Linked DNA regions of Homo sapiens: region 2 is linked to region 1. Evidence: chromatin contacts called from ENCODE Hi-C or POLR2A ChIA-PET data. All regions are on one chromosome and are shown on one strand. Each heading gives the region's core, a stretch centred on a gene start or an enhancer-like site at or near the end of the contact. The rest is flanking DNA. Distances are from core to core; before and after follow the strand shown.

Region 1 (6,032 bases), core at 2,415-4,914:
TGGAAACAGTACAGCTATGGAGTCAGAGGGACCTGAGTTTGAATCCCAGTTCAGCTATCTACTGGCATGTGATTTCAGATAAGTCTGGCCAGGCACAGTGGCTCACGCCTGTAATCCCAGCACTTTGGGAGGCTGAGGTGGGTGGATCACTTGAGTCCAGGAATTCAAGACTAGCCTAGGCAACATGGTGAAACCCCATCTCTACAAAAAATTTTAAAAACTAGCTGGGCATGGTGGCATGTGCCTGTAGTTGCAGCTACTCAGGAGGCTGAGTGGGAGGATCACTTAAGCACGGAAGGAGGAAGTTGGGGTGAGCCAACTGCACTCCAGGCAGGGTGACAGAGCCAGGCCCTGTCTCAAAAAAAAAAAAAAAAAAAAAAAGGATAAATCTGGCACCCTTTCTTGACCATAGTTTCCTCATCTGTGAAATGAGAAAAATACCTACCTGAGAGTTTTGAGAATAAAATAAAGGAGTAGCGTGTGGCACTGTAGAGTAAGTGCATTAGTGGCGTACCATTCCACTCACTGCCCTGGCAAAATCAGTGTTCTTTCACTATTCTTTATTCCTGTCACTCTTCTATCTGTGCCTCTCACCTCTCTCTGGCTAGTGAGCCCTGCTTGACCAGTTTTCCAGAGCTGCAAGGTAGAGGTGGCCTTACCGGTAATAGGAAGTTGGCCGGGGTGGGGCATCAGGGGTGTCCTGTTCCAGCTCCCGATAGACCACCTCTGGCAGCTTGGGAGTGGTGCTCGCAGAAACATTGTGGTGGTGGTGATGGTTGGAGTCCTTGCGCTTCTCCTTGTTCTTATGTTTGCCTGACTTGGGAGTAGCAGCTGGTGTCTCAGTGTTCTCCTTGTTGCTGCCATTCTCAGGGGCCTCCTCGGGGGCTTCCTCATCCTCTGACACCACATCCAGGTTGTCAAAGATGCTGATGCGGTGGACGCGGCCATGCAAGTCCACCTCCACCATGCGCTGGGCCTGTGCATAGCTCATCACCTCACGGCCTGGTGACTGTGAGACCTCTGAGGGGCTGGGTGACTGCTTGTTGGCTGGGCGTGACTGGCGCCCCTTTTTCTTGTGCTTGCGGAGTGGAGTTTGTTGTGGGGGTGGTGGGTTGTCGTGGTCATAGTGGTACAGGTGGTACTCAATACCACTGTAACTCTTGTAGACCTTTCGGCAGGTCTCCACCGGGCACTCGTATGGTGGCTTAGTCGCCCGCAAGTTGTGGCAGAAAGTCTTCACATCAAAGTCCACCCCCATGCTGTCACATCTAGAATACACAGATCAGTTAACATAAGGCTGGGGATGAGTTCCTGGCCATTTGCACCAGAGACCCCAGTCTTTCTAGCCCTCCCCCTCACTTGGAGTCACCAGATTCTGGCCAGCCTACCTCTACAGTGTCTCCAAATGCCATCTCCTCCACCATAGCCCATATCTGGGCCCTCATCACCTCTTGCCTGGTTATCCTGCCCTATGTCTCAACTTCTTTAGCCCAATCTCACATCATGTAGGAGAATGATCTTTCTACCAGGTAGTAATGATCATGACACTCTCTTCATTAAAAGCCTCCTGATGCTCCCAGTTCCTTCAAGATAATATTCCAAATTCTCTATGATGCCATTCAAAGAGCTCCTTTCACTGACTGGCCCTAGTCCTCCTTTCTTTTTACAAGTTACAGCTGTTTTTGTCTACACAGGGGATCTTGCCATTCCCTGAATGTTATAACCTCTCATTCCTGCAAAATGATCCCTATTTGGAATGCCCTCCATACTTTCTGATTGGTGGGCTCCTACTCATTCTTCAAAAAACCAGCTCAAATGTCACTTCTGACACAACTTCTCTGACTCTCCCATGGGGAGCTGTTTCCACAGCATTCCATTCTCACCTCTACCACAGCACTTGACATACTGAAAGTTGTCTCCCCCCTGGACTGGGAGCTGTGTAGCAAGGGTACCAGAGCCTATCCACCTCTGTATCCCCAGTACCTAGCATGCACTGGACATTCAGTTTTTGGCGAACGAATGAATGACCTGTTGAACGAATAGCTGAATGAGGGGATCACCAGACTGAGAGCTCAGATGGGATGAAGGCCATGTAGAAAGCTGAATGGGTGGGTGGCTAATGCTTTAGCGTTGGACTCCTGCAGAAATCACTGGATCACAGAAAGAATTCATTTACTTTTGAGGTCTTTATGGGGAGCCTGGCCCTGGTACTGGGTAGGAGATGTACTGTGAAACAAAGTGAAAACTGAGGTCATTTAGTCAGTGACAGCAGCTTGTATTACATTTGAGCTGTTCACCCACTCACACATCAACTGAGTGACTACCAAGTGCCAGGCCCTAAGGGTACAAACACGAACGCGACAATCTAGGCATGCTCAGCTCCATGCTGGTCCGCAGGGGCCCTCCCTCCCCGCTCCCCAACATTCCTGGGTGAGTGTAGACAGCAGATGGCACCAGGCCTCAGGAAGCCCAGCTTGGTCAGAGACTGCCCCAATTTCTCTCGGCCTAGTTGAGTTCAACCATTCAGCTAGGGGCTTGGCACCATCCCAGCCAGGCAGGGCTATCATGAGCTCCCTGACAAAATAACCCCTCTTGGCCTCTCCACCTGTGCCTTAACCAGGCAAGTGGGCTGCTCCAGCTCCACTGTCAACGGCTCCTGATTTTCACATCAGTAACGCTACACGTCCAACTGCAACTCTTCTATTTCCTACCTGCGGCTGTGTCTTTAAACATAAACCAACCGAAGCACAAACAAGCTCTCCTCTTTCCAAGCTGGGTCCCGGGTGAATGGTTCCCAAAGTAGCACAGCGAATCAGCAATCTCCCCTTGGAACCCGGCAGCAGAGGCACAGGCGAGGGAGACGAGAACTTAGACCAGAAAGCCCGTGGGGAGGGCCCAAGGAGAATGGCGGCTGCATCTGCCCCTGAAGCTCAGGGGGCTGGAGGAAGTAAGGGGCGGGGGCCGGAGGGATAGGGCTGGGCCCCGGCAGTGCCCGCAGCCCACTCTCCGGATGCGGCGGCGTTTCCCCTTTGTGGAAGTGTAACAAGTGAAACAAGGCTCCCCGCCTGCCACTAGCCCGGGCAGCCCCGAAAGATACACTGTTGCCCCAGGATGCCTGCTGGGAAGCAATGCACTGTCAGTTCTCCCAACTGGAGTTGCCAGAGAGGTTCCCGGGCCACGCGGCTCAGTGCGCGTCCCACGAACGTAGCCTACCCCTTCCCTGCCGGCCACTCCCGCCCTGGTCCCAGGCCCGCACTCACCGGCCACCTCGAGTCCGGGCTCATCGCCGGGGGCGCCCGCCGGGGCTCCGACCCCACTTGGGGAGGTCGGCGGGGAAAGTCGGGCCGGGAAGGGGGAGCCCCAACTCCGGAGACCGTAGACCTCGCCACCCCGGCCCCCTGCCGCCCCACGCTTTGGTCCCGGCTCCCCGGGATTCCTGAGCTGACCCCTGCCGCTCCTGGTCCCGCCGGCGCCCTGGGGTCTCAACTCCGTCGGCCGCCGCCCGTTTCGCGAGCCCCCAAGATGCCCGGTCTCGGGACCGGGCGCTGCTGGAACAATGGAGGCTCCCAGAGGCAGCGCGAGGACAGCGGCGGCGGAGACCGTGGCGGCAAAGGCTGTGGCAGCGGCGGCGGCAGCAGCGGCGGCGACGGCGTCTGCGCAGGGTAAACGTGGCGCCGCGGCGCTACTGAGCTGCACTTTCGCCACGGATCCCCGCCCGCCCGCTGAGGCTCGAAAGACCGTGCTCCGGGATTCAGAAAGGACCCTGGACACCCCACAGGGCTTCTCTAGCTCTCCCATCTTAGAGTGGAGTTTCTGGAGACTGAAGTCACCGTACTCGGGATCTGGGGTCGTCGGGCGGTTTGTGGCGAATCTGCAACCACGGACGGTGAGCGCGGGGCTGGGCGTGAGGAGCCCGCCCTTCTCCCCTCCCCCTCTGCCTCCTCCCTATCCGCTCCCTGCCTCCTGCTGGCGCCGCGGCTGCGGGAGGGACCTGGCCTTGGTCTCGGAGGAAGGCGGTGAGGCGGGGCCAGAGTCACGGGGCGGGGCTGGGGGCAGGGCCGGGAGCAAGAGGGATGCGGGCTGGAGCCTAAGGGACCGGTAGTTATGGGTAGGACCGGGGCGGGGCTGGAGACTAGACCGGTCTGTGGGGCGGGGCTTGTGGGAGGGGGCGGGGCTACCGCACAGCGGGGGCCTGTTAGAATAGCGGGGTAAAAAGTGGGGCTAAACAGAAGAAGAGTACTCGCGAGAGAAAGGGCGGAGCTTTGGATGAGCCTGGAAAGTGGAGCTGGACTAGAAATAAAGAACAAAGTTGGAAAAAGCGATGCGACGCTGAAGGGAGCAGGCGGGGCTTGGTAAGGCAGGGGCGGAGCTGTGGGGAAAGGGCAGGACCGATTAGGGATAACGGGGCGTGACTGAAGGAAAGGGAAGAAACTTGGGAAAAGTAAAGGAGAGGTGCTAGAGAAAAGGTATGGGTCTGAGAGAAGGGGCTGGTTTGGGGCCGGTGGGTGTGAAAGGGCTTGTCTGGTAAAGCGGTGGGAAATCTGTGGGTTGGCAGGGATGTGCTGCGGGTTGCTGATTGGAACATGGTGCCAAAACAGCTGATTTAATGTGAGTGGGTCACCTCCTAGCAATGTGAACGTGGGCAAGTTCAGTTCTTTAAGTTCCTTATTTGTAAAACAGAGCTCGAAAACTCTGTTGTTAGTTCTTGAGGGTTTCAGAGAACTTGCATGGCAGGGGGAGACATCCTTAAACAATACTTCTCCAGTTTTGTCATCAAAGAGGAGCGTGAAAGGTCTTCCAGGGTTCTGGGACAAAGCCCAAAGCATCTGAAAGCTTCTATCTTCTTAATGCAAACTTTGCATTTGACCCAATAAAATGTATGTTTTCTAAAAACCATCCCAATAAAATCGACATGCCAGGAAGAGGTTTGCTGATTAAGATCTTGGGATCTGAAGTCAAACTGATGAATTATCTTAAATGACTCATCTTCTCAGAGCCTCAGTTTCCTTATGGGTAAAGTGGGAATAATATATAGTACCTGTTCTCAGAGTTGTTGTGAGAATTAAATGAGATGATGCTTGTAAATCACCTAGCACACGGTTTGACATGTAGTGAATGTTCAAAGAAAATATTAGCTGTTATTATCCTTATTAAAATAATTCAGAATAGATGGATCAAAGCAGAGTTATACTAAGTTATCTCCTTTAGTGGTCAGGAATTCGTTTGAGAATCTGCTGAGAACTATGGGTCGTGTGTAGGATTCGGATTTTATGGAAAAAAGAAAAAAAACAACTATGGGCCTCTCTCCTGAGGAAAAACATACAAAGTTTCACTTATTAAGGTCTTTGAAGAATGTATGAAGAAGTGATTGGATGAACGTGTTAGGATGGGGATGAATCTAACTGAAGCCATCCTGGTTCCCTCCCTCTTGATGTGGCCCCAGTCGTTGGGTCCCATAGTCTTCCTTCGCCAACATGCATGAGACAGAGGTGGAATAAAGATCAGCTTTATTATTGGCATGAAGGCAGAGAGGTGGTGATAGTGCCAGGCCCTCTGCAGGCAAGGAGGCGGAGGGCTTGTCAGCCAGCACTGATCCTCCAAGTTGGCCCTCCCAGTGAAGTCCAGGGTTCCAGGTGCCTCTGGCTTAAAGCAGAAGCAGTGGGTGAGCAGGCTTGCAGACTGTGAGGCATTGGATATGTGGAATCCTCAGGGCTGCTCTGGAGCTGGGATCGGGCTGGGGTTGGCAGGGGGTGGGGGCCGAGGCTGGATGTCTCTGGTGCGCATATAGGACAGCAGCTGCTCCGGGATCTCGGCCAGCACATCCTTGGCCAGTCGGGCCATGCTCAACACCTGGTTCCCCGACCGGTCAACATAGTCTCGGAATGGGACGAACTGGGTCAGGCACAGACAAGAAGAGATAAGCCATGACCAGGAGAGAGGGCATGGGGGTGCAGCAGGGAGGCTTCTTTTTTGATCCCCAGCATCTCTTTCCAACTATCACAGTATCTCCCTCTCCACATCTTGAACAGTTT
Region 2 (5,310 bases), core at 2,490-4,989, 4.9 Mb before region 1:
GAACCACATGATTGCCAAAAAATCTCTACTTGTGCATCAGGAAAAAAAAAAACAAAGGAGATCATGAGTTCTTATGAATCAATGGAGATAACTAGATAAGCTGTGTCCTACAAAGATACTGACTATACATGGCAAGCAGGAGCTAAAAAAAGAGCCCTCAATTATATAAATAACTTTTTTTTTTTTCTTTGAGACAGGATCTCACTCTGTCACCCAGGCTGGAGTGTGGTGGTGCGATCTCAGCTCACTGCAGCCTCAACATCCTGGGCTCAAGTGATCCTCCCACCTCAGCTTCCCAAGTAGCTGGGAATACAGGTGCGCACCACCATGCCTGACTAATTTTTTTTTGTAGAGACGGGGTTTTGCCATGTTGCTCAGGCGGGTCTCGAACTCCTGGGGTCAAGTGATCTGCCTGCCTCGGCCTTCCAAAGAGATGGGATTAGAGGCGTGGGAACCACGCCCAGCCTAAAGAGCTTCCTGAGTGCAGAATCACTTCCTACTATCTTTTATCTCCTGAATGATTACAACCTAAATCAAGATTAATGAAAATGTACATATTACAGAGAATTAGTAATACAAATAGTAGACACTATTACCTATAAAACTGGAAAAATTCACAGCTCTTATACACCCTGATATTTTCCGCTATATTCCTATATTATCTAATTGTTTATCTCTATTTGGATACCTAACACTTATAGAACCAGATAACCTTCCATCTGTTTATGAAATGTAAACAATCCACATTTTTCCAAAAGAAGTGCTAAAGAATTAGCACATTACTATGTACTTTTATATAATCTTACTAATTTCTATTTTAATAACATTTCATGCAGATGTTAAATACAAGATAGAGATTTTTCCTTAACATTTATGTGTACAGATACCACTGACAATTTTAAAACACTTAAATATGGTATAATTCTCCCATGTTTGGAACCAATGGAGATAATTAGATCTTATTTTTTACCTTGTTAGTTGTTTTTGGTTTTCCAAAAACTCCAGAATCTTTTAGAAGTTTTTCTTGTTTGAATTCTTCTTGCTTTCGGAAGAGTTCAGCCTTAAGATCTACCAACTAGAATGAAAGCAGTAAGTAAACAAAAATATTAAATTCCTGCAGGTGACTGGATTGCTAAATTATTATAATTTCCAAAGGAATATTTCAAGTTCCGCTAAATGGACAAATATGGCTAAAAAACTAAATGTTTAAGTAACTAAATGTTTAAATGTAGAATCCAGTACACAAATTAAGCTAAGTCATGTTTCATTCTACCTCTGCTGCAAATGCATTTTTACTCTGACTTTCAACACTCGAGGCTTTCCTTAGGCAAGGAGAAAGTGATAAAGCAAAATAAATTAATAAAGTCTGCATCTTTTAGTTTCAGATTAAACTTGCATTATTAAGCACCTTCTCTCTGACTAGCACTGCACTCATTTCATCATCACAACTTATTTCTACAGTGAAATGCTGTAGAAATAACGCTGAAGAGCAGAACATAAACATGAATTAGACATACTCTCTGCCTCAAAGAGCCTACAATGTAACAAGGAAAGTAATTTATACTACCAACAAAATAAAACAAATGACTCTAGAGTGGAAGAAAGTAGCACATAAGTTCAGATAACAGAGCATTTCCTTCTGAGCAGAGTGATCAGAGAAAGCTTAGAGCAGAGCCTTTAAAGACACATTATTTCAACAGCTAGAAATAAAATAGACTGGGTGAATTATAACAGCTCCACGTTTGACTTAATCCATTTCAAAAACCGTAAGCTTGGCTGAATCACACGGTTCAAGAACAGGAAAGAAGGCCAAGGCATAGGGAGTGGGGCAGTTGGGTGAATATTAGTACCTTTCCCTCAGCTACATTAATTACCCCTGCCTACTCTGCAAAAAAGGATATAACAACAGTTTCCTTTTTAATGGTCCAGGTACAGCTGCTTATATGGATGGGCATTTGTAAATCAGATACTTCATCACTGTCTTAATCATCAGATACTTAAAAAAATCACTTTATTTGTTAAGGAAGATAAAAATGGCTGGGTTCAATTTCCGTTTTGGAAGAAATCGATTTAAAAGGTAACCATTTAATAATGCAAAGGGCAGTTTCACTGCAGACCCTAATACTGGAAATTTTTAAAAACAAATGAAAAACTTCTACTTTTTCTTCTAAGCTTACTTAACCACACCAAATTTTCCAGCCACATATCTTCCTAGTCTACAACTGCCTTTAACTTTAAGAGATGCTCAAAAAAATGTAAATTCTCAAATAGCATTCTTATTACAATTACTGCTAACCTGTCAGTATAGGTTGGCTTTAATATTTATAGCTTTCTGGTTCCTGATCTTCAAACAAAATAATAACTGGTACCAATTTTAACCAATAATAGTTACCAATAATAACTAGTACTCAAATATTGGGACACCTATATGTTTTCCTTCCTACTCACTTTGTGTCCTAATACTCTGAAGTAAATTCAAGATTAAATCAAAGGTTGGGCAATTTGCTCTGATGATGAAAAGGCAGCAGCTTTGGAGTCAAGTAGAGTGAGTGAGAAAGGGTCTATCACTAAGATTTCTTCCCCCCGCCCCCCGCCCCTTAGACGGAGTTTCGCTCTTGTTGCCCAGGTTGGAGTGCAATTGCGCGATCTCGGCTCACCGCAACCTCCGCCTCCCCGGTTCAAGCGATTCTCCTGCCTCAGCTTCCCGAGTAGCTGGGATTACAGGCGTGCACCACCACGCCCGGCTAATTTTTTTATTTTTAGTAGAGACGGGGTTTCTCCATGTTGGTCAGACTGGTCTCAAACTCCCGACCTCAGGTGATCTGCCCGCCTCAGCCTCCCAAAGTGTTGGGATTACAGGCGTGAGTCACCGCGCCCGGCTATCACTAAGATTTCTGTCTGTAAGCTGGGGAAAGCTACTTCATCTTTCCAGGCCTCAATTTCATCATCCATAAAACGGAGATATTAATAGCACCTACCTCCTAAAGCCATTGGGAGGATTCAATGAGATAGTGCATATAAAGTGCTGGCACAAAATGTGTACTTAGAACAAGTTTTCTTTCTAGAGTAGCTGATGTAATAAATCTGCTTACATCCTTTCAGACCTCACAACTCCCTATGCCTGCATTAACAACTGTTTAGTTCCAGGGAGGGCACGCTGGACACTTTCGGGTCCTGCGAAATATGTCACACTCTAAAGTTCTGGGAGGACTTTGTGGGTCCCTGGATGGAGGAGAAACCAGGAAGAGGATATGTCTGCATAGCAAAAAGAAGCTAGGGTTCCTCCTGACTGTAAGGGAGAAGGCTGACGAGGTGCAGGTCCTTGTGGGCAGGGCAGAGGTGAGGCACGGAGTTTCCTAACCCACGGGACACCAGGTTCAGATCCGTGTCCGAGGGTTCTGGCCCGGGCGCATGTCAGAGGAGAGTAGCCCAATTCAGGGTCCTGTAAGAAAACTGAACCGGATCCCCGCCGGAGAAGAAAATCCAGTTCGGGGGTTCCTGTTTGAGGGGAGAGGTCAGGTCTCTGGGTCCCCGAGTGAAGAAACAAGCTAGGTCGACATTCTTGTCTGATGGAGACACGGTGAACCCGGAGCCCGTGGAGTTACCTCATACCCTCACTCACCGAGGAGGCCGTGACGTCCAAAGGCTTTTTCCTACGGTCCATGGTCGTGGCAGAGGGTCCCGGTCCAGGAAGGACCCTTTCTACCCGACACAGGCCTCGTAAGCCTACCTCCGTCGCAACCGGAAGTGTCTTCGACAGCGACACTGAGTTTGCGTGAGTTTGCGACGCGAGTTTGTCAGCTCAGCGCCATCTTGAGAAGGTCAGAGTGTGGTGCGTATTACGTTCACCATCATTTTGGAAAGGTCATAGAGTGCGGAGGTTGACGCTAACTGCTAAGGTCATCTTGAGGGCGGAAGGTAACAAGGATTGGTGTGGGCGCCATCTTGAGAAGGGCGGAATAAAGCTTTTGATTGCGATGGACGCCATATTGGGTGGGGCGGATGTGGGGTTGGCGACAAAGATAACGCCATCTTGGGGAAGGCTGACGCTTAAGTAAGTGAACTCGAGCGTCTCGGGAAAGGTGGATTGGGAGGACCGGAAGAATCTTAACTGCAATTCCAGGACCTGCTGCCTGGCACTTTTCACACGTTAAATAGTTGGTTCTTAAAAGAGCGTACGAGATAAGGATTATTATATTAATCTTAGTAGAAATAACAAGAATAATAGCTAACATTAATGTAGTGCTTATTATGGGCCACTTTACATATTTCAGCTCTTAAGAACGTGAACTCCTGGGCCGGGCGCGGTGGCTCACGCCTGTAATCCCAGCACTTTGGGAGGCTGAGGCGGGTGGATCAGGAGGTCAGGAGTTTGAGACCAGCCTGACCAACATGGTGAAACCCCGTCTCTGCTGAAAATACAAGAAAAAAAAAAAATTAGCCGAGCGTGGTGGTGCGCGCCTGTATTCCCAGCTACTCAGGAGGCTGAGGCAGAAGAATCGCTTGAACCTGGGAGGTGGAGGTTGCAGTGAGTCGAGATCAAAAAAAAAAAAAACAAAGAACACGTGAACTCGAAAGCTGACTTTCTGGGTTGGAATCGCTCTTCACGGCTTACTGCTTGTGTGACCTTGGGCAAGTTACTTAACTTCCGTGTGCCTCAGTTTCCAAAGGGGGATATAATTTTATTTACCTAATGGGTCTTAGTGAGGATTAGATGAGTTAAATGAGCTAGTCTTGATAAAAATGTTAATGATTATGGTAGACAGACCAATCACCCTCACCCCGACTCCCAGATGTCTACCTTCTAATCCCCAGAATCTGGGTATATGGTGACCTTTATATAGCAAAAGAGAATTGGCAGAGATGATGAAATTAAAGCGATTGAGATGGGGAGCTAGCCTGGATTGTGCAGGTGGGTCCCCTATCATCAAAACCATCCTTATAAGGGGTAGACAGGATGGCCAGAGTCAGACAGAGATCAGAGATGCTTTGAAGAGGGAGAGTGGGACCACATGCCTAGGTATGCAGGAGGCCGCTAGAAAAAGCAAAGAAATGAGCCCTCCTCCAGAGTCTCCAGAAGGAATGCAGCATTGCTGACACGGTGATTTTAGTCTTGTAACACTCATCTCAAACTTCTGACTTCCAGAACTCTACCAGAATACGTTTGTGTTGTTTTAAGCCACCAAACTTGTGGCAATTTGTTACAGCAGCAAGACGAAAGTGATCATAATGATTGTAACAGTGGCATTTAGTATATGTGGGGCATGTGTATGACTCTTTGCATAGATTATATTATATAATCCTTGCAAG

The links. A loop is a pair of places that touch in the nucleus more often than their neighbours do. ChIA-PET counts read pairs that join two places held with the same protein, here RNA polymerase II (POLR2A). Pooled maps may share reads with other maps.
Region 2: a map of CD8-positive, alpha-beta T cell shows a loop between it and region 1 (12-fold over the local background). The contact joins the promoter of CCDC174 here to the promoter of BRPF1 in region 1. A Hi-C loop is called at or near these places in 1 of 168 maps with a recorded cell type or tissue (CD8-positive, alpha-beta T cell) and 7 of 50 pooled maps. POLR2A ChIA-PET finds 5 or more read pairs at or near these places in 1 of 52 experiments (endothelial cell of umbilical vein).

What each region holds. Positions count from the first base shown.
Region 1 is chr3:9,729,367-9,735,398 of GRCh38, reverse strand. It overlaps BRPF1 (bromodomain and PHD finger containing 1), which reads right to left and starts at 3,664. Exons shown (of 14, transcript NM_001003694.2): 1 at 3,261-3,664; 2 at 660-1,268. The coding sequence starts at 1,258. CPNE9 (copine family member 9) reads right to left here. Exons shown (of 21, transcript NM_153635.3): 21 at 5,491-5,892. The coding sequence ends at 5,707. RefSeq lists enhancers at 2,549-3,108, 3,669-4,228 and silencers at 3,186-3,315, 3,326-3,375, 3,846-4,205.
Region 2 is chr3:14,650,191-14,655,500 of GRCh38, reverse strand. CCDC174 (coiled-coil domain containing 174) reads right to left here and starts at 3,739. Exons shown (of 11, transcript NM_016474.5): 1 at 3,623-3,739; 2 at 971-1,075. The coding sequence starts at 3,664. It overlaps LOC124909347 (a long non-coding RNA gene), which reads left to right and starts at 3,380. Exons shown (of 2, transcript XR_007095826.1): 1 at 3,380-3,832; 2 at 4,275-5,310. RefSeq lists enhancers at 3,427-3,496, 3,637-4,036, 3,540-4,198.